Linked DNA regions of Homo sapiens: all the other regions are linked to region 3. The links are chromatin loops, found by intact Hi-C in ENCODE. Cell type or tissue: dorsolateral prefrontal cortex. All regions are shown on one strand.

Region 1 (8,000 bases), 63 kb after region 3:
TTCTAGTTTTTATATTTTTATTAATGCAGCCTAAGACCACGTTAACTTTCCTGGTGCTAACATCACAAACATAGCACATAGTAAAGAACATGAGTGTGGAGCCCAGCTCTACCACTTACTAGCTATGTGAGTCTCGGAAAGACCCTGACATCTCTGGTCTTCAGTTTCCTCACGGGTGACATGTGGTTAACAAGTGGGTTTACCTCATGGGACAGAGGTAAAGCTTAAGTCAATCAGTACATATAAAGATCTCAGAGCAGTGCCTGGCATCATGTAAGTATCAGGTATTATTATTTTTGTGCTTCCTGTCAACAGAAATATCTAAGCCTGCTGGTCAGCCAGTGAAAAGCACCATTTTAAAAGTTTGGTCTGGATTCAAAGGGCAGCTCCACCGCGTGTTGATATGGCACCTAGGGTAAGTCACTCAGTCTCTCAGAATCTCAGATGCCTCATCTATAAATCGGATATAATGATGATTACTTTGCAGAGTTGTCATGAGTAAGATAGTGTGTGTGCTTGGTATAGCATATGCAATGTATCAAGCAGTTGCTACTATTGTCATCTTCCTCGTCATAATCATTATCGGGTATGTGGATAGAGAAGGTTGTGGATCCAGGAGATGAAAGCACAAGGGTGTGGATGAAGGTGAACAGAAATAAACAAGTACACTCTCACAGATATGTGACTCATCCCATACTTAAAAAGAAAGAACAAATCTAAATCTAAAGTGAAGACTAGTAATGGGGCAAAAGCCTGGAAGATTAATAGGATTTTGGTTCCAATTGTAAAATTGAAGTGGGTTTTAAGGGACTGTATGGAACCATAGCTTCAATACCAGCAGTAGAAGGTTTTGATGGGGTTCCAAACCACAAAACTAGATTCAGAAACCCTCATCCCTCTAGACTTCTTCAGACACCACCCCAACCCTGTACGCTCACATACAACCCACCTATTATCACTTGGATTTCATCTGTACTAAACAAAGACTAAAGTGTAACTTAAAGTATAGTTAAGCATTGCTATAAAATAACTGCATTTTAAGAGAAGCAGAAAGTTTCTGAAAAAAAAATCTACCAAGAATTATTATAGTTTCCAAACAAAATAGAAAAAAAAAACAGAAAAAAAAATTAAAAACAATTACCTGCTTTCTGACACTGTACAATCTTTTCCTGGACTGTGTCCGCCATTTCTATGAGAAACCGGCTCTCTTGAATCATCTGTTACAAAATAAACATCAAAAAGGTGGTTGTCAGAATCCTTGAACTGGCTCATTGGGAAGACGACATACAGAGAGACCCACATGATACCTCCAGTAAAAGTAAGCCATAGTCTCACCACAACAGATGGGAGGGAGAAGGATAAGCTCTGTTCCAACCCCCATCCATCCTAACACTGAGGCTAGTGTCACCTTCCTTATGATTACTCTCTTGTGTAACATGCTTGGCACACAGTGGGCACCAAATAAGTAGCTGTCAAATAAATGTATATACATTCCTTATGTCCCAGGTCATATTCATAAATACCTAATTCCACTCCCTTAACATCAAAGATTACTGCAATATCAAGGCAAGTGGTATTGGAACATAATAGCAATGAGAACCAGAATAGGGTTTTTTATCCTTCCAGAGGCAGCAAAGTCACCTTTAAAAATATTATCTGCTCCATTTTATCCTCCCTGTCTCTCCCCCACCCCACTCCCACCAAAAAAATGAAGTATCTCCTATCTTCTCCGAATTCTCTCAAGCAGCACTCAAAGGTGGGCTTGAAGTCCCACTCAGCTACCAGTAGGTTCTGGTCCTTCTGATCTCACTCCTTCCTAAGTACCACTTCCAGAATCATCATCCAAAACTACAGTACTAATTCCTGGCTTTGTCATTTTCTCCCTTGCTTACTGAATGAAGTAAAATTTTTCTAACCTAGAACTATGGTGTTCCAGTTCCCCTAAGTCTCAGTTGACATGGATGAATCACGCTTCTCTAAACACACCCTACTTGTTCCTCCTCCCACACATTTCTTTCTATTAGGGAAACTTTCTTAAGCCATCTGCCCTGATCAAAATCCTGCCAGGCCTCAAAGCTCACTTCAGTGCCCTCTCCTCTATTAGTTTCCTGATTTCCCCTTCTGTCTCCTTCTCACTCCCCATATTCCCAAAACATTCTATTTTTTTAAATCTGTTCATGGAATTTTTTTATTTTCTATCTTATGATTTATTCTTTACCTATATTATTTCCATCTTGTTACTTCTCCAGTAAATTGTAATTCCAGTAGAGCAGGGACTCAATCTTATTCAGCTTTGTATTCCCAGATGCATCCATCCATTTACATAATCACTTTTTTCCCCGTTTTGCTTTTGTGATACTTATTTCTTCTCTCTGTCTGCTACCCACATATGTGTGTGCAATAAAACATTTTATTTATTACTGACCACTTCTCAAACTTGTAATTATCTTTTTGAACTCCCATCTCTCTTTTTGTCTCTAGATTTCTCCACTCTTATTTTTCCTAGGCTTCCTCATTTTTCTGTAATTTTGTATGCTCTTAATTCTCTTTCAAATTAAGTACTGAAAAATAAGCATAAAGCTTTTAATAGGATTACCCCTGTAGAAATATAATACTCAAACATCAGAAAGTAAAACAAATGTTAAAACTTTATTACATGCTTATTTGAGGTAAAATAAATTTAGGATCAAAACATACTCCAAAACCTTATAGTTCAAGTTCTTCTCAAAAGCCCCCAAGTAAATATTTGTTAACCCCATGGTATAAGTTGTTTCTGTTTTTCCCATTGTCTAATAAACGTCATAAAGAGATAATCGAGTATAATTTTACCTCAAAACAAGCTTCTGTTTGAGATTCCTCAGAAATAACCAGAAATCTTTTAGTAATAAAAGTCTCAAATTGTGTCCTCACATATCTTATCATTAATATTCTCAGAACATAAAATCATTGCTCATATGAAATTGTTTCATAAGGGGATTTGATTTTTCTCTCTGTCAACAGCTTCTATTGTATTGAGAATTATAAATTTATTCTATTTTCTGCAGTCAGCTTTCAATTATTAGTAGCTATAGAAAAAACAAATGAGATGAATAGCTAAAATGTACCAATAATCCAAACCACAATTTAAGTCAAAAATTTCAAATTTTCCTCTCAACTAAGTAATTTATCTAAGTTGTCAGGGAGAAAAAATGGTCGATTTGAGTTTCACCTCCTTCCAAGATCTCTAAATGATACTGATGGAAATAAAATACAAAGCGCAAAAGCCAAGCAGAGAAGGTGAGAAGATGTCCTCAGATAATCCCTGAGCCGGGAAGTCAGCACGACTCAGCCATGACGGCTGGGTTGATTCAGTCGATAGAATCTGGCAGTGGCCTGATTTACATATCTGATGTCTCAGCCTGAGCTGCTAGTTGCCTTTGCCTGTTGTAGTAATACAAAGAGCTTTTCTCTGGTTCTGTCACATGAATATCTCCTAATGGATCTTATTTCCTTGTCAGGGCTTTGTCTCTAAAAGAATAGAGGACTTGCCCAGATAAAGGTTGACATTACTTTATGCATTAGATGTATCCAGAGCAGGGGTGTGTAAAGTTACCCTTTAAGAGTAAAATTATGTCTTTAAAAAGAAAACTTTACTGAAGGGGGCAGTGATACTGTTACTCAAAGATGGATTAAATTGTCCAGCTTTTGTGAAGAAACTATCCTTCCAGCTCTTACCAGTAAGAAGTTTAACTAATTGCCCAGAATCATTGCAAAGTCAATGTAATTATTTAATAATACTGAAAAGATGCACTTTCGTCATATTAGGACTCAAAAATCTTGCATAGATTCCCATTTTATCCTGAATTAGACCTAAATTCCTAGAACCACAATCTTTCTACTTAGAAGTTATCTTAAAGACAGTCTATCATGGACAACCACATTTTATAGTTGAAAACCCTGAGCTAAAACTTAGCTTGCTTAAAGCCACACAACTAGCTAGTGAAACAATTTAGACTAGAATCTAGGCATTCTTGAGGAGCAGACCATATTAAAGTGTAGAATTCCTATTGCAAGTGCAAGTTGGTAATAAACAATAAAGTAACATTCATCAAATTAAGCATCATGAAAATAAATTTTGCCATGACTGCTTTTCCCTCCAAGTCTAATTCACAACATGCATCAATCATGATAAACATTTTTTCATATGAAACATAGGAAGAAATGTATTTACTTGAGTCCTCTGTTTTTTCAGGAAGGAGTTAGGAACTTTGGAGAAGCTATTGCTTGAGAAAATGTGAGTCAATAAAAAGCTAATCTACTCTAGACTTTTTTTGTCCTCTCCTTTTCAGAACACTGGAATAATTCCTCTAGCTCTTACTTTCCTTCTAAGCAAAAAAACTAGGTTTCGATTCTATGGTTCTGCAGTGGCTCATCTTTTCAGATCATTTAAAACAAGATGACTCTTATTAAACTTGGTACATTTGTAAATCAGATTGCTCTTACATATATATTTGCTAACTAGAATGAAGATTATTTCCTTTCATTCTCAAGTTCCTTAAATATTTAAAATGAAACAAATAAAAGCATTGCTAATAGATTGGCATGTTGTTTTTAAGCAATCAAGCCTGTCAGTGTGGTCAACTCTCGGTCATACAGAAACAAGTGTAAAGTCAGAATATTTGCAAGTTCACTGGAAGTCCACTGCCTTTGGTGTATGCAACAGAGCTCTCTGTCCTGGGACTAATGCATCACATTTGCAAGCCTGATTTGTAATGGCGCAGGACAAGTGAACTTGCACACAGCAAGTCAGAGGACGTTTGTCTCCACATTCACAATGGTGACAAAATCTACTTCAGGGGGCCCTTTTGGCATAAACAGATCATTTTTTTTCTCTTGTTGTTTTGTTCCCCAAACAGTTGTCAGCTATACCTTGAGTAGTCATTAGAAATATTTGTTTTTATCCAGCTGTCATTACGATTTAACTCCTTCATAAAATATCCAGACGAGTAGCCTTAGTAAACCTTCTCCAGAATTTTCAGGCCAATTTGACTACCTTACTACCTTTAACCAAAAGTGTTACAAAGCCTGAGGATTCAAGAATGCAAAGCCAGCTTTGAGTATGCATGGACAAAATTCCACAAAAAAAAGCCAACCTGAAATACTTGCTTATGGATATGTATCTCTGATATCCATGGTCCTAGAGATCCTGGTACCAAGTAGAAATTTTGCCACTCCTCAAGATGCTGATAATTTTCCCCTTACACAGAAAATGTGTCCAAAGACATTGCTGTACCCACATGTGAAGGAAGTTTCCATACCCCAAGAATACAGCATCTTGTTTTTAAACACCGAGCTCTGTTTGGGCACATGCCAGCAGACAGTTCTTTTTTTAGGTTCTATTACTATACAAGCAAAGATACTTCTTGAAATGCAAACTAATAGAGTTCCACACAAACTTCACAATAAGAGACAGTGATGGAATGAGACTATCTTTGACTGAATCCAATTTTAATTTAAATGGATTTCAATAAGCAAAACTAAATCGGGGAACTATAGACATAACTACAACTCTTTCCCATCCTGAGGCTGAATATATACTGGTTATAACACTGATATAACAGAATGTATTTAAGCCAACCATTATGCCTGGCTTAACTGTAATACTTACTAGTGTATTCATTCCATTGCAAGCGTGATTAGACAGCAATTAGCTCTTTTTTGCTAGATTCCTGCTCACTCTAGCACTATCAACTGCTCTCCAAATCACCCCCAACTGACTTAGTAAAAGATTAAATAACCCTTGACTTATGTTCTCTAGATTGTTTTGATTTCCTTTTTTTAACAACAAATTTAAAAAAAATTGTTCTTACCATAGTAAAGTTTTAACTTTTATGTTAATGTTAAATAAGGTAGCACAGAAGTCACCTTGGAGAATGCTTTGGGCTTATTTCTTACAGTTGCAACCTCCTGTAGCTATTCCACTTCAGAATGATATATTTAAGATATTACCCAAATATTTTTCATAACAACTTAAAATAATGGAAATGATCAAATATATTAGGAAAATACTTCTTGACTGCATGAAAAATTAGAAAGGTGAGAACACTGAAAAGGAAAAGCTCGGCCATCTAAAGAAGAAAGTATATAAAGTCAGATAATATTTTTCTTTCAAATGTATTTGGAAATAAAATTCTGCTGAGTACCAGGTGGCAGAGGTGGTAGAAGAAGTGTGTTATAAGTCACTGTGAAAAGTCTATCATAGGACTAAATGATCTAAGACTCCAGCTAAGGACATAAAATACCATGTGGTCAACTCTCTGAACACTGCGTGTGACTACTTCCCTTTTTAGGTGTAAGTCCTCCTTTCCCATCAGGGTTGCCCATTCCTCAAGGACAGAAGTTTTGCTTCATACTATTTCTTTCTCTAGCACCTTGCACACTGCCTTGCACATAGTAGGCATCCAAAATATTCTTGTTTAGTTGAATAATTAAAAGCCTAAAGACATATACAAAATGGCATATCAAATGAGAAAATGTTATTTTACAAGTGGCAAATATATGTGTTCCTACACATTTTCCTATTTCTCTTGAGTTACAGAACTGTCATTCGTTCTATCATGACTATCTGTGCTGATTCCGTCTCTGCTTATTCATCTTTGGTTACACAGAATAAAACGTAGAAATGTGACTAGAGTAAAACATTAGGGCTGGAGCTAAGTCTACATGCATAAAAACACGATTGCAGAATGAAAAAAGTCAAACCAATTCAAACAAACTAGTTTTGATAGTGCCCTACTAAAATTACAAAATGTTTTCCAGTGTAATCCCCTGCTATTACAACTCCATGTTAAATGATGAGTAACATATTCACATCCCCAATAGTAGACTCCTAGGGCTGGGTAGTACCTCACCAGGTTACATCTCCTGCTGGTAAGCTGCTGAAGCACAAGATCTGCTGAACCTTCCACAACATTTAACGCAGTGGCTTGCACATTAAAAGGAGTTCAGAAAATGTTTATCAAATTAAACATCTCCATTTTCTGGCTATAACACTAAGTAACTCTTTCTGTAACCAATTTTTACTCTTAACAACACCCAATTTAAGATGAATCCTAAATGAAAAAAAGTCATATTACTTTTATTTGCAAAATATAATTATATGACATTATCAGCCTTAAAAGACGATGACTCTGTGACTATACTACCTACTTCAGTGGGATATTTTTCCAGAGAAAGTAAAAATCCAGAGTGGGGAAGTGATGCTTGCTCTTTCAGAGACCTGAGCCAAAAAAGAAGAAGAATCGCAGTAAAATAAATGGAAGAGTCACTTAGAAATGGTCTTCTGATTTCAAATTAAGCTCCAGGGACAGTTTCTGGAAAACTTTCCTGATGAGCAGAGGGCCACTGAAATGGCACTGTGGTGAACAATCCAATGCCAACAGCTCTTCTCTTTGTGTATTTAGCCTGCGAAAGAGGCATCCATTCTACCTTCGACTTTTAGAGCCTTTTCTACTTGCCAGAGTTATTGATTGATAGTGCTCCCAGTTCCCTCTAGTGCTGTTTTAGAAGCTGTACACTTCCCACCTCCAGCCGTGACACGTTTTATATCAGCAAAGTCATCTCTGCTTCAGTTGCACAAAATACTAGATAGGCATTTACATGGCAACATCCTATTGAGAGTATTAATGGTAACAGTAAACAGGGCTGCCCGTAAGCAAATTGCAATTCTTTGAGCAACCCCACCTTCACCTTACCCAGACTTGGTGAACCCTCTGTCATTACCATCTCTCGCTTCTCCCAGGTTAAAACCTGCTTGTAGAACAGGATCTGCTAAATTTACTCGAAAGTAAGAATGAATTACTGATAACCCAGTGTGTTATTACTCACAGGGATGTTGCTGCATTTTAAAAAAGATAAAAAGTCTTAACCCTAGGGAACTGGTTGTAATTTTGAAATTTCAAGTCCCAGGAAGCAGACAGAAAACGTATACTTTAAGTAAGATGTGCTAAGACAGGGGAGAG
Region 2 (8,000 bases), 54 kb before region 3:
GTATTTTAATAATATTGTGCTTTTTGCAAACAACTGAGTTTTGAAACCCCTGTTTTGTTGCCATTTGGTGTCTATGGACACACCCCCTGTGAAGCTACTGAAACCTCTGTTTGGCTTTGTCACTTTCCACGAGTGGTAGACATTGGGAGAGGATAACACTTGATTCCAGAATCCCCCTAGTTTCAGGTACAAATTTGTTAAATGCTAAATAAGTGATTTCATGGTAGAATAAGGCTTCAGCAAAGTTGAGAACAAGGATGAGACAGCAAAATTCTAGCGGAGCATGATTCACATTGCTGCACAATGGTGGTGTCTGCAGTTGTGCTGTACACAGCCTGTACAGCCTCACTCAGTAACCCTCTCACCAGCTACACACATATACTTAGTACTTTCTTTTATTCATGGCCATTAGTTGACAGTGCCTAAAGTTAACCATCATACCCTCTGTCCTAAAGAGAGAGCTCTGATAATATGCTCATGACTTCATGCAATGTAGGATAACTACTCAACTTACATTTGAGAAGCTGACACTTTTGGGGGTGCCTGCCCAGCCACAGTCCCCTGTCTGAAACTGTCTTCTTACTCAGGGAAGTAAACTCTTACAGCCATATCCATACTACATGATCTAAACCTCTGGTCATAGCTAATTAGACTATGAGGAGTATCAAACAAAGAAAAAAGGCTAAACTGGCTGACTTGTGGCCAATAAAAATCTATCAAGAATTTGAATTAAGAATGTGGGGACTAAAAGTATTAGGAACTGAATCATCATCAGTGCGAAGCATTAGCAGTAAAGTCCAAGGAAGTGCTAAAGTTTCTGTACCTGGCTGGGATACCACTCTTTCTGAAGTCTGGTAGCTTCTGTTGATCTACAAGGCACTCTGTTCTTCTTTACTGGTTATATTACATTTATCTCCACTTTCCCCAGACCTATTTTCCCTGTCCCCTCTCTTTCCTGTCCTGGGAGCTGACGAAAGTACTCTGCATCACTCTGGTTCTCTTGCTACCTGACTTCCCTTGGAGTTGGCCAATGTGAGGCACTTGCAGGTCATCAGATGGTGGAAGAAAAAGAAACCAGAGTGTTGCTTCCCTACTCCCTTCCTTCATGCTTCAGTGCCTTCTCTGCTAGTAGCTGCATTCCTCTTCAACTACAACCCCTATCAGGCTATCTCTCTAGAAAGCTTTTAACTTTCACCAGGCTCTAGTAATATTATTTCTCCCTCCTCCCTTTAGCCCTAGAGGCGGTAATGATTTCACACTGTTGCTGGACTTTGGTTGCCTCACCATCCCTTGTTTCTTTAAACCTGCATTTCAGTTTTGGGCCCTCATCCTAAAATACACAATCCTGAATGCCATAATCCACAATGTTGAAATTTTTTTTTTTTTTTTGAGATGGAGTCTCACTCTGTTGCCCAGGCTGGAGTGCAGTGGTGCTATCTCAGCTCACTGCAGGCTCTGCCTCCCAGGTTCACACCATTCTCCTGCCACAGCCTCCCGAGTAGATGAGACTACAGGTGCCCACCACCACACCCGGCTAATTTTTTGTATTTTTAGTAGAGAGGGGTTTCACCGTGTTAGCAAGGACAGTCTTGATCTCCTGACCTCGTGATCCGCCTGCCTCAGCCTCCAAAAGTGCTGGGATTACATACGTGAGCCACTGCGCCCAGCCAACCCAAATGTCCAACAATGATAGACTGGATTAAGAAAATGTGGCACATATACACCATGGAATACTATGAAGCCATAAAAAATGATGAGTTCATGTCTTTTGTAGGGACATGGATGAAGCTGGAAACCATCATTCTCAGCAAACTGTCGCAAGGATAAAAAACCAAACACCGCATGTTCTCACTCATAGGTGGGAATTGAACAATGAGAACACATGGACACAGGAAGGGGAACATCACACACCGGGGACTGTTGTGGGGTGGGGGCATGGGGGAGGGATAGCATTAGGAGATGTATCTGATGCTAAATGACAAGTTAATGGGTGCAGCACACCAACATGGCACATGTATACATATGTAACAAACCTGCACGTTGTGCACGTGTATCCTAAAACTTAAAGTATAATAATAAAAAAAAAATCTTGAAAGATGAAAATCCCAAAAATATAATCCTGGAAAAAAATCTTTTTAATTATTTAAAAGACATTTATTTAAATTGTAAAAGGAAATTTAGTTGAAAAACATAAAAACACAATAGAAAGTTTCATAGGACACCTTGCACAAAATTGGCAATAACATACATATTTTTGCAATCATAAACACATAAGTATACTAACAGTCACACAGTTATGAGCAAACTGCATTCATAAAGAAATAGCCCTAAAAGCAAAATATATAAACACATATCACTGTGGTTAGTAATTGTGTGCACCCAGCTTTATAATTGCAGTAACATGAAATACTGTGATGCACAACTCCAGTCTTTTGATGAGATCAGTCAAAAACCTGGATAAGTTATCACCACATCACCACTGTGCCAGTAGCTCAAAGAGCCAAGATCTCTAGACATTTTATCTTTCATAAATACAGATATGCAAAAAGACATTTCTTCATTTACTGAGGAAGTTTCAACGTTTTCCATACATGCACAATGCTTACACACAAAGTCAACCTTGTGTTAATGCACTTTCATGGAGTCACATTTGCAAAAAAAAAAAAAAATGCATAAAATGAATTAGAACTCTCTAAAAGTCTATACATAATTTTACACCTCCAGTATTGAAAATGATGTGAAGATGAGATACCTGGCATAGCAAATTTTGAAAAATAACGCTGACAATTTAAAATAATGGACAAAGCTTTAAAAAAAAAAACCCTCTCAAAAAAAAAAAAACTAAAATGAAAATTTGACATAAGAAAAAGTGGATTACCAGACTAGCTTATGGGCAATCGCAGAGAGAGAATCTGTAAGAGCTAGCCAACTTTCACATCAACTGTTTTGAACTCCTGAATCCCAATGAATAGCTGCCTTTTTTCCTTTCACAGTGTGGCTCTCCTCAGAGAATACATTCACATTCATTTTCTTTCTTTCTTTCTTTTTTTTTTTTTTTTTTTGGAGATGGAGTGTCGCTCTGTTGCCCAGGCTAGAGTGCAGTGGCACAATCTCAGCTCACTGCAACCTCCGCCTCCCAGGTTCAAGCAATTCTCCTGTTTCAGCCTCCTGAGTAGCTGTGACTACAGGCACCCACTCCCATGCCTGGCTAATTTTTGTATTTTTGTAGAGATGGGGTTTCACCATATTGGTCAGGCTAGTCTCGAACTCCTGACCTCAGGTGATCCACCTGCCTCGGCCTCCCAAAGTGCTGGGATTACAGGCGTGAGCCACCACACTCGGCCTATTCACATTCATTTTCTACATGGCTCTGCTTTTTTGAAATTCTTCTACAATTCAATATACACCAATGTGAGCATTCCTTATTAAATTTTTTCAGCTTCTGTGCCATGCTTCTATGTTATTTTGGGTACTCAGAAATTCATTTTGCACGCACTCATATACAAAGCACAAATTTGGCAGAAACAATAATGGTGATGGAACAGCAACACCATTGCATAACGTGTCTTTTTATCCTACTATACACATAATTGTTTTCTTTTGTCTTTTTTTTGTGTGTGTGACAGAGTCTTGCTGTGTTGCCCAGGCTGGAGGGCAGTGGCACAATCTCGGCTCACTGCAACCTCCGCCTCCTGGGTTCAAGTTATTCTCCTGCTTCCTGAGTAGCTGGGATTACAGGCATGCACCACCGTGCCCAGCTAATTTTTGATTTTTTAGTAGAGACGGGGTTTCACCACATTGGTCAGGCTGGTCTCGAACTCCTGACCTCGTGATCCACCCGCCTCGGCCTCCCAAAGTGCTGGGATTTCAGGCATGAGCCACCGTGCCTGGCCACATAATTATTTTCAAACCAGTCAGTAACTTCATTGGCTTCTTCAGGCAAATGTGGCTTTAACTTATTAAAAGCTCTTAGAATGTCATCAGCTGGAAGAAATGCTCATTCAGAAAAATGACACATTTTTAAACTGAAGTTTCCATCATTGCTGTGTCATGTGGCCAATCCACTCATCTGAATTTTCTGCCAAATTCATTGGAATGAACAGAAAAAACAACTTTTTGGTAACACTTTGAAATTTGCTTTTGGAAGCCTTGATTGCACCTGATTCCAAATCTGTCATTATCATTTGGGGACTCTCTGAAATTCATTTTCTTCTGCAAATTTCACCAACTCTTCAAGTAAGAGTTTATAAACTGCTTCTCTTTTTCTGTTGATACATGAACAAGCAAAGAAGTTATAGAATTTTTGGATCCTACAGGGCCATGAATTGCATATAGTTGACAAAAAATATAGTAAGGACCATTTTTTTGTTTCTGTTTTTGTTTTTTTTTTTTTGAGACAAAGTCTTGCTCTATCGCCCAGGCTGTAGTGCATTGGCGCAATCTTGGCTCACTGCAACCTCCGCCTCCCAGATTTAAGCGATTCTACTGCCTCAGCCTCCAGAGTGGCTGGGATTACAGGCGGGCACCACCACACCTGGCTAATTTTTGTATTTTTAGTAGAGACAGGGTTTCACCATGTTGGCCAGGCTGGTCTCAAACTCCTGACCTCAAGTGATCCACCTGCCCAAAGTGCTGAAATTTCAGGCGTGAGCCACCCTGCCCAGCCGAGTAGGGAGCATTTTTAAAGTGCCATCCATTAATCAGAGTGAAGCATGCACTAGTTTTTCTATGTTAGATTTAGTGTTATGAATTAAAAAGTCTATCTTCTTCAACAACTTCTAACATAAAATAGTTGGTTGTTTAATGTGTTTTTTAATATTAGAAAAACCTCTATGTCAGCAAGTGTCTTTAGTTCAGAAGGTCACTGATCCTGTCAAATTCTTTTTATTCTCTAATGAAGAATGATTTTTGAAGGCAAGCATGGCACTGTGTGTGAAGAGACATGATTGAATAATTTGGCAGGGGAAATTTCTTGTATGTTCTGCCTGTGTTTTCACTTCTATGACCTTCAAAACACTCATTGCACTTGTATTTGGAGAGTGGTTGTGGCCTTTAAATCTTGTAAAGTCTCTGCTGCCCATTTGAAAGCCTGATTATTGCTCAGCGATTCCAATTAAGCAATTTTCTGCTTTCACGACACCAATAATGATTAAGACAGTGAGCCTGGAGTTCTGATGTCCAAGGCAACAGAAGAAAAGTCTGTCTCGGCTCTGAGAGAGAGAGAATTGTGCCTTCTGAATTTGTTCTCTCCTGGCCCCCGGCTGATTCGATGGTGCCAGGCTACATTTCCAACATCTTCCCCATCTAATCCACTCAGATTCACACACTAATCTCCTCCGGGAACACCCTCACAGACACACCCAAAAATTATGTTTTACCGGGTCCCTAGATATTCCTTAATCCAATCAAGTTGATGCCTAAAATTAAGTCTGAAAGTTCACCCCTTGTCAACTGAGCACCCATATGCATCTCCTTAAACTGTACTTAATTTCCAAGTAAAGACAATAACAGGGTAATAGTTCCACCTAATATGATGCAACTAACATGATGCAACTATCAGGCAACCAGAAATGCACTAACCTCTTCCCCAGAATTCAGCTTTTAGGATTTCAACATTCAGGATTTTAATATTTTAGAATTGTGATTTTCAAAATTTTAGACATTAGAGATTTTAGAGTTTAGGGATTTTTGTCTTTCAGGATTTCAACATTGGGATTATGGCATTCTGGATTGTGTCTTTCAGAATTATAATCAGCAATGCTGAACCTCTGTAAGTGTTCTTCTCATTAATATTTATTTGAACCATATGGGTGAATTCTATTTCCTGCTGGAAGCCAGACTGACACCTTCCAATACAATTTCCTGTTACTACTAGAAGTAGAATTTGTTTAAATTGGTTATGATTGAGCTGTGGCAGTTGCAAGCAAACATTACTTAACTAAGATATGCTGCCTTTTACAGGGGATTGAAAATTCCAAAAGATATCACTTCCAGGTAAACATGGTAGATGTATCTCCTTTGCATCAAAAATTCCATTGAATGACAGAATTAAAACATTTAACAGCAGATCCAGAATTTCATTTGTGCTGAAGAAATGTAACCAGGATCAGCAGAGGATGAGACTTAGAAAGTGTGGCTGAGCTCAGGAGGATTGTGTAGGAGTCTGAACATCTATTCAGCCTCCAGAATTCCAGCAGCCAGAAGGGATTGGAGATTTCTCCTCTGGAGAAAGTGACCTACTCAGAGAGAACACACTCAAATACTGACAACTGGAAATCTAACAAAGGGCTGGATGCATGCCTGTTCACCACAGAGAGAACCCTGCAGGTTGATGAGCCTCACTGTTACACCCTGGAAAACGTCTTCTTAGTCCCCTGTTCTGTGATGAGTGAAAAGCCAGAGCAGAACCACTCTTGGGCCTGGACAGGAGTAGCCCCTTCCCTAGCCCTCCATTTTAGAGATCCCCATATATCTTTAGCACAAAATTTAATTTATTAAAGAACACAGTCACTCTGGACTTATCACAAAGCTAGTATAATGGTCTATAACCTTAAACATGCCCTCTAAATATCTTGAATGAAAATTAACTTTTTGACAATATACATGAAAAATAAAATTTTTACTTCTTTTACATTCACTTTAACTTAAATATTCAATTAAAATGTTATTGTCAATAACAAGTTATATAAAAATCTTCCTTATGACATATTTAGTGTATTTGCTTAGAGGCAAGAAAAATAATTTATAGAATATATAAATTATTATCTAAATATATTCTCTAAATAGATATATATTATATAATATCATATTACATTATATATTATATATCATATTACATTTTATAAATATAATATATAAATTATTTTATTGCTCATCTACACATCTATAGATCTGTAGAACACCCAGAAATGAGCTATAATAATTAAATTCAATTGTCTTTGATGCTCTGATGACTTCTAGTCCTACAAAAGCTAGCTTTACATAAATTTTTAATTATTATTATTATCATCATCATTGTTTGGAATTATACTTGTCAAGATAGGAGAATTGCAATCTGTTACCTTGAATCATAATTTTTAAATATTTAGGTATATGATATATAGGCTTACATTTGTATCTTGTACTGGGCCCCACAAATATTAGGGGCAGGCCTGAACCATAATTCCCAGGATGTTTGAGGAAAGTCTCAATAGAAAAATGAAGAAAGAATATAAAACAAACAAAGGAAAGAGATTTCCCAGGTATAAAATAAATGCAGATGTCTGAAGAAAACTCCAAGAAATCTATATGATTAATTAATAATCTCAGAAAGAGAAGAGAAGCCATTGTATCCCATTTAGAAAACAGATCAGGATCATTTTTATTTATTTTTGGAATTCAGAGAATAAGAAATATCTCATGGAAATAGAGATGGCCAAAATAAAAATTTTAAACTATGTACTGGTCAAAACTCAACAGTAAAACATAATTCAATTAGAGCATGGGCAAAAGATATGAACAGACATTTCACCAAAGAATATATACAGATGGCAAACAAGCACATGAAAAGATGTCCAACAGCATTAGATATTTAATTTGTATTAATACAAATTAAGTGCCAAATGCAAATTAAAACCACAGTAAAATACAAATTGAAACTACAATGAGATGTCACGACATACCTGTTGGAGTGAATTAAATTTCAAAAAGTGTGAAAAATCAAATGCTGGTGAGAGTGTAGAAAAACTAGATCATTCATACGATACTGGTGGGAATACAAAATGATACATTACTCTGGAAAATAGTTTGATAGTTTCTCGTAAAACTAAACATGCAACTACCATACAATCCAACATTTGTATTCTTAGGCATTTATCCCAGAAATATGTAAAACTTATGTTCACACAAGAATCTGTACAAGAATTTTCATAGCAGCTTTATTCATAGTAGCCCAAAACTATCAGCAACCCAAACATTTTTCAACAGTTGAATGGTTAAACAAACTGTGGAACATCCATGCT
Region 3 (8,000 bases):
CATCCCCTTCTGCAAACACTGTATTCTATTTCCCCTGATCCAACATTTTCAAAAGCCCATCCCACATGGGTTCTCCTGGTTTCACCAGTATACATTAGCCAGTTTTCTCCATGAGTAAGCTATGTTCTCCAGGAGCAGGGACTTACTCCCTTCTATGCTGAGCCCTTACCTCAGGTACTGGTCTGGAGGAATAAAGCAAGGTGATGATGAATCTTGAGGAAGACAAGCCTCACCTCCCATGGCATCTTTCTCAGGTCAAGGTTGTAATGGTCTCCAGGCTGCTTTCTCCACCTCCAGACACGGAGAAAGAGGCTGCTTCTGCTGACTGAGATAGCCCAGAAGAATCTGGAGGCTCTAGCATTTTTGGACTCATGCATCCAAATATTCCCATCTTAAGTCTTCTTTATCAGGGTCCTCATTTTCTGCGCAGGAAACCTGTCACTCCTGTGCATTTTCTCCCCTTATCTCTGCAATGCAGGCCTGATTTTCAACACAGTCTGCCTGTGGCTCTATGAGAAGAGAATCTCTTTAAATGCTACCTTGAAGGACTTTCAGATTTTACGATCACTCTGAGTTGATAGTTGGCTAAACTGATCCAGTGGTTTTCTTTCTTGAGGACTTTTGTAGCCAGTGCCATAATCTTTTAAGTTACCACGACTCTCCTACTATTCCGGTGCTAGAGCTATTGGGTGGGTAAATCCTTCGCCTCCCACCTGTACCTCATCTGAATCTACCCAGGTGAGTCTGTTTTGGGGACGCTTCAGCGTGCCACAGGTTACATCAGGAATCAGTCACTTACCACTAGCAAAAGGTCCTTGTTACTATTTGACGGGTGAGTGAGTGTTGCAGAATCTATCCTAATCAGCTGCTTTCGAAAGCTATTCCTGATACCAGCTGGCTTGCCTTAGCTTCCCCGCAAATCAGTGCCTGAAACGAGACCTGTGTGTTAGTAGTCTATTAAGAGCTGATTCCAGGGCAGAGGAGTGAGCCACCAGGAAGAGTAAGAAAGGGGGAAAACAACAACAATATAGGCCAGTCACTGCTGTTGCAACAGTGATGGCAAGGGTTTGGTTTCACCAGGACTTCCTGAGCAGCATAAAAAGTATCTCCCAAATTTGTCCCATGGGAGGACTAGAGGCAGAGAGTTTTATTATTCGCTATGTCACACTTTTCACCAAAGTAATCTAGAAGCTCAGAGCTGACCCTTAGAGAATGATAGTAAATTCACTTGCTAACATTAGCCATATTCCAAGGTACCAAGTCTGGAAATACGGCAAAAGAGATTACATTGTTTTGAATACATAAACATGAAAAACATCAGCTACCCTTGCTATACAAAGGGCAGCCTACTATATTAAACTCAAATTATAATAATGCCCTTTTTCAGAGATAGGATACACAGTAACAACAGATACATTTGGGAAGAAGTTCAGGGTTTTTTTGGCGGGGGTGGGAGGTGGTTGAGATGGAATTTCACTCTTATCACGCAGGCTGGAGTGCAATGGCACTATCTTGGCTCACTACAACCTCTGCCTCCTGGGTTGAAGCAATTCTTCTGCCTCAGCCTCCCAAGTAGCTGAGATTACAGGTGTGTGCCAGCATGCCTGGCTAATTTTGGTATTTTTAGTAGAGACGGGCTTTCACCATGTGGCCCAGGCTGGTCTCAAACTCCTGACCTCAGGTGATCTGCCCGCCTTGGCCTCCCAAAGTGCAGGGATTACAGGCATGAGCCACTGCGCCCAGCCAGAAGTTCAGTTTTAAAATGTAGAATTACTGTACCTGCAAAAATATTCCAGTGGAGACTAAACAATTCCAGAACGAATCCTTTAGTAAAAGTCAGCTTTTCCTGAAGCAAAGTATGATATTCCTTATGTAATTTCTGTTAGCTAATTTATTATATGTTAGTTGCTTTATAACCTTCATGAATCAGATATTTATAGGACATTTCCTATATTCCAGGTACTGTACTAGAAGCCAGGGGTAGCGTGGTGAATAAGACAGATGAGGTCTCTGCATGTTTATATTTTACTTGGAGAAGGCAGATAATAAACAAGGAAGCCAACAAATAAACAGAATGCTCCAAAGAAATAAAACAGTAATTAGCTGGAGAATATTTGGGGACATTACTTCAGATTGTGTGGTCAGGGAAGGTCATTACAAAAAGGCAACATTTGAGACCAGAATGACACAAAGAAACCAGTCACTGGGAGAGAAAAGATCTAGTACAGAGACAGGTATAATCTCGGTGGGTTTGAGCTTAGAATACAATGGCAGAGGGACCAGCAGACGCTAAAGGCAGTAAGTAGGCAGGAACAAGAGTTCGTAAGTCATAAGGATCATGCTTAGGAATTTGGGTTTTAAGTGCAATCAGAAGCTATTTGACGGTTTTAAGTAGAAGCATGACACAACTGTACACACACATATATCGTTAGACAGATACAGGTATACACATATATACATACATTTCTTTCATTCACTCTGACTACTGTGGAGAAAAACAGACTAAAGGGAATTTAGTTGGAAGCTTTTTCAATAACCCTGACAAGACAATGATAGGTGATACAAGTAGATGACAGAATTCTAGATAGAAAGAAGCAGGAAGATCCCAGGATATCTTTAGGAGGAGGTGCTGACAGAAATTGGTCATAGATTGGATATGGGCAGTGAGAGGAGTTGACATGAAGATGGCCTTCTGGAATTCTAGCCTGAGCTTCTAGGAAGATGTTGATGCAGCTGAGTAAGAGGGAGAAGACTGGGGGGAGGACAGGTCGTAAGGGGCACGTACTTGTTGAGAAATCAAGACTTTTTACATGATGTTTTGACTTTAAACTCTTCTAGTTATGACGGTAGAGAATACTGCCGGCATGTTTATGACTTAAGAAAGGAGGCGGAGTTTGCAGCAAGCCGAGATTGAGATCGCGCCACTGCACTCCAGCCTGGGCAACACAGCAAGACTCCGTCTCAAAGCAAAAAAAAAAAAAAAAAAAGGAAAGAAGGCCTTATTTTGTAAATTGTAACAAAGAGGCATTCCCTGCACGTACCTTGAGGAAAGAACACAATCTATCACTGATAAAAAATGAGCCCAGTCTTATTCTATTCGTGGAATATATTTTTCATAATTATTTAGAAACTGTTGAAGGACAGAAGTAATGAATGAACACTTTCTTACTCAGAAATTTATTTTAAATCTTAGAGGTGTCAAAATGTTCTCTACAAACAAAATTTGGTAAAATCTGACACTGTTAACAAATGAACAAATATAGAAACAAATTTTAATAGCATTTTTTCTTGCAATTTGATTTTTAAAGTAGCAGAATTATAATTCCTTAAATTGTCATGTTGAATTCCTCCTCACAACTAAATTGAATTGAAGGCACAGAGAAATTGATAGTAAAGAACTCTATTGTGATATTTCAACCAAAACAAAAGCCTCCTCACTTGATGACTGCTACAATACACAGCTTCAGTGTGAAAGCCCTTTGTTTTCACAATGCAGGGTGGTTCACCATGAAATGTCTGGCCCATAGAACAGGTTCAGAAACATGTCTTCTTCTAGAAGAATTAATCAGTTAGAAGTTAGAATGGCACATAGGAGTCAAAAATCCAATAAAGATGGCACAAGGATAATAGAGGATTTGAATTGTTGGAGGAGCAAATGCAGAGTGTTGACTTATTTTTGTATGGTGGCCTATGAGTGATGTTTTTAAATTTTTCCAGACAGCTTGGTATTTCTTTTGCTTGAAAGGCTAATTGAAAATTTGAGCACAAGAGGGAATCAATGAACAGATCATGGAAACAAAGAAAAATATCCAAAGTGTAGTGGAGCAGCAACAAGAAGACTGCCACAAGAAGGGAGAGAAGAAATTCGGAATAAGCAGCTATAATTGTAAACCAGGATCTTTTACCATGTGCCCCCCTGTTGCTCTGCCGAAAGGAATACAGGCCTTCATAGGTACTATCCACTGAAATCTGACCCAAATTTGATGGCAAAGAGGTTGGAATACTGCAAATTCAATGTGTTATTTAGGCTTTTTTTTTTTAACCTAACTCCTTATATTCTATGAAGGAAAAATCAGAATGCATAGTGTCTCAAGTATAGATATACTGATGAGAGACTGTGCAGAAAATCTAAAATCTGGACTCTCCAGCTTGCAAGGTCAAATTACTTATATTCTATGCGCTGATTGTTAGCAACTGTATTTTCTAAGTAAAACAGATAAAGAGAACTTTAAAAATATAAATATTAATATTAGCTACTGAGCTAAACTTTTAATCATTGAATAGCTACAATGCCCTTAAGATTTTATGTGAATAGAACTTTTTTCCATTCAGCTGTGTCTCATTACTTTCATTAAAGATAAGAGGTGCTGTATAATATTTATATAAAAGCTATTGTTATTCTCGCCTATGTCAATGGTTTGTTTTTCCCAACAAGTAATTGTGAATTCCTTGTTGAGAAATGCTGAAATTTGTGGTTACATAAATAAAAGACAGTTAAAAGGACTTCTAAGCAATGTGTCAGAAGCTGTTAGTATGTTTGTTTGCTTTAGTAATTCTAAAATCTAAACATTTATATATTATCTTTTATGAAGACATAGTACAGAGGAGATGACAATATTTATGTGGCACATTTGGAAATGGACCAATGCAGACACAAAAAAATCAGTAGAGCAGCATCCAATCTACAAAACAACAGACAAAAAATGAACAAACTACAGTTTTCCCTCAGCAACTGAGGAGGAATGGTTCCAGGACCTCCCTTGAATACAAAAATGTGCAAATACTCAAGCCTCTGATATAAAGTGATATAGTATTTGCATGTAACCAAAGCACATTCTCCCATATACATTAGATCATCTCTGGATTACTTATATTTAATACAATGTAAATGCTATGTAAATAGTTGTTATACTAGCTTGTTTAGGGAATAATGACAAGAAAAAAGTCTATACATGTTCATTAGAGATGCAATTTTTTTTCCAAATATTTTCCATTGTGGTTGATTGGAATCCAAGGATGTGGAACCCATGAATATAGAGGGCTAACTGTATACACATTCCTATAAGTATATATTCCAACTTACATATCTATTTTCTAAAATGTAAGTATATACGTTGTATACATAATGTATATAGGTATATATATTTCATATATATATTTCCATACAGCTTGGTATTTCTCTTGCTTGAAAGGCTAATTGAATAGAATATATACAACTCCTCTAAGATTTAAAATACATTTTGGAGTAAGAAAATATTCATTCATTACTTCTGTCCTTCTTCCACAGTTTCTAAACAATTATGAAAAATATATTTCACAGATAGAATAAGACTACAATATAATATATATTATTGGAGATATATATATATATATATATATATATATATATATCCAATATATGTATTCATTTTTCCCAATCTGGGCCTGTGGAAATTTGAAGACTTTAGGAAGAATTTAGAGCCTAGAAGACCATTTTTTATGTAATGTCACCATGATGCCAATAACATGCTCACTATGATCACTATGATAAAGAAAGGAATCCAAATGCCTATCATTGCATCCTCAGAACTTCCTTGAGTTTAAACTGAGATCAACTATGCCCTAAAGATATTCTGAATGACTTACTTTCTGGTTTCCTTTATCTTGTTCACAAGATACTGCTAAAATTCCTGTAAATGAATGAAAGTTCACTAAATAAGTAGCCAGTCAATATAACTTTTAGGATCTACTAGAGAAACAAATATGCTTTGGTTTCCCCAGTAGCCAAATGAAGATTTTAAAAACTGTTGTAAAACATTAGGAATGTTGCAAAACAAATCATTTCATAGGTACTATCCACTGAAATGAAATTATTATACCATTTAGGAATAAAATAAACCACTGGGTGCAGTGTCTTGCTCCTGTAATCCCCACTACTCAGAAGGCTAAGGCAGGAAGATTACTTGAGCCCAGGAGTTCATGACTAGCCTGGGCAATGTAGCTGGATCCCATCTCTAAAAATAATAACACAATTTTATTTTAAAACCATGTAAAGTCATTCCCCTTTATTACCATATAGTTCTTTTTTTATTAGGAAGTGAAACACTTACACTTTGGTATGCTTTGGGTCCTTACCCCTAACATAAGAAGATCACTAAATAAATAACATCAGATCCTGCAGCTTAAGACCAAATATTTAATTTTTCACTCAAATTTATGTAAGAGCTTTAATTACATAAAAGCTGAAAAGAAAATCTACAAGAATAAATGCATGCCATTTCTTAAGGAAAAAAACAGGTTTAGGTAAAACATTACAAAAGTAATCAGAAAAACTCAGAATGAATCGTACAAAAATATCTTGTAATATAAAGTAAGATACTATAATACAAGACCATGCAACATAAAGAAACAAGAGTAATGGAAGGTCACACTTGTAAAAGTTTTAAATTGAATTAGCATCTCTTTTATACTCAAATTTAAGAAGACCTGATTTCTATGAAATAAGAAATTCCAGTGCCATTAATTATTGTATGACCTTATAAAAATTGCTTAATTTATTTGTGGAATACTATAATTTTCAAAAATGGCAACCACAACATTTCTGGTTTTACATACTCTTCCAGAACCTCACTGTTACATCATCAAGAGTTAATGTTTATCCCACCCGCCTCCCTGATATTGGGTGTACCTTTGTGGCTGTTTCAATGAATATAATGTGATAGAAATGATCTATGTGACTTGTAAAGCTAGGTAGTTCATAATATGTAGAACAATTTCTTCCTGGCTTGCTCTATCTAGGAACACTCACTCTTGGGACCCAACCACTATGTTGTGAAGAAGCCTAGGCCACATGCAAAGACTACTTAAAGGTTTTCTAGCTAAGATCTAAGCCAACAGTCAGCATCTATTGCCAGGTATGGGCAAGAACAAGCCTCCAGATAATTCCAGTCTTATTCCTTCAAATTACCCCCAAGTGATGCCAGTAGAACAGAAATGGGCACCCAAGTTGAACCCTACCTAAATTGCAGATTTGTAAACAGAATAATGGGCTTCAGGTTTTGGTGTGATTTGTTATGGAGCAGTAGATAGGCAGAGCACTCTTTAAGCCTCAGTTTCCTCTTTTGAAATGAGAATTATAATAAGACTGTATTAGTCTATTTTCATACTGCTATGAAGAAATACCCAAGACTGGGTAATTTATAAAGAAAAAGAGTTCTAAGTGATTCACAGTTCAGCAGGGCTAGAGAGTCCCCAGGAAACTTACAATCGTGGCAGAAGGGAAAGCAAACATGTCGTTCTTCACATAGCAGAAGCAAGGAGAAGTGCCAAGCAAAAGGGGGAAATGTCCCTTATAAAACCATCAGATCTCGTGAGAACTCACTCACTATCATGAGAACAGCAGCATGGGTGGAATCTCCATAATTCAATTACCTCCCATGGGGTCCCTCCCATAACACGTGGGGATTATGGGAACTACAAGATGAAATTTGGGTGTGGACACAGCCAAACCATATCATTCTGCCCCTGGCCCCTTCCAAATCTCATGTCCTTCTCACATTTCAAAACACAATTATGCCTTCTGAGCAGTCCCCCAAAGTCTTAACTCATTCCAGCATCAACCCAAAAGTCCAAGTCCAAAGTCTCATCTGAGACAAGGCAAGTCCCTTCTGCCCATGAACATGTAAAATCAAAAGCAAGTTAGTTACATCCTAGACACAATGGGGCTACAGGTATTATGCAAATACACTCATTCCAAACGGGACAGACTGGCCAAAACAAAGGGGCTATAGGCTCCATGCAAACCTGTAGCTGAAAACCAATAGGGCAGTCATTGAACTTTAAATTTCCAAAGTGATCTCCTTTGACTCCATGTCTCACATCCAGGTCACACTGATGCAAGAGGTGGGCTCCCATGGCCTTGGGAAGCACCACCCTTGTGTCTTTGCAGGGCACAGACTCCCCACCCCCCACACCCAGCTGCTTTTAAGGGCTGGCGTTCAGTGTCTGCAGCTTTTCCAGGC

What was found. Hi-C counts contacts between places; a loop is a spot of excess contacts. Peaks named below come from ENCODE experiments on the same cell type or tissue, not always from the same donor. Only the 100,000 strongest peaks of a DNase experiment are listed, where the experiment ranks them.
Region 1: it touches region 3 in a loop (4-fold over the local background); 2 of 110 quality-filtered maps call a loop at or near these places.
Region 2: a loop joins it to region 3, with 2.5 times the contacts of the local background. A loop is called at or near these places in 2 of 110 quality-filtered maps.

Annotation. Positions count from the first base shown.
Region 1 is chr2:198,094,502-198,102,501 of GRCh38, reverse strand. PLCL1 (phospholipase C like 1 (inactive)) reads right to left here. Exons shown (of 6, transcript NM_006226.4): 4 at 1,142-1,217. Among named protein-coding and RNA genes, the nearest start is that of LINC01923, 280 kb to the left of the region's middle. In dorsolateral prefrontal cortex, no CTCF peak of the experiment used is centred here; a DNase peak (open chromatin) is centred at 3,361; H3K27ac peaks cover 5,755 bases.
Region 2 is chr2:198,211,782-198,219,781 of GRCh38, reverse strand. No RefSeq gene overlaps it. Among named protein-coding and RNA genes, the nearest start is that of LINC01923, 160 kb to the left of the region's middle. In dorsolateral prefrontal cortex, no CTCF peak of the experiment used is centred here; no DNase peak of the experiment used is centred here.
Region 3 is chr2:198,157,957-198,165,956 of GRCh38, reverse strand. No RefSeq gene overlaps it. Among named protein-coding and RNA genes, the nearest start is that of LINC01923, 210 kb to the left of the region's middle. In dorsolateral prefrontal cortex, a CTCF peak has its summit at 3,610; no DNase peak of the experiment used is centred here; H3K27ac peaks cover 6,042 bases.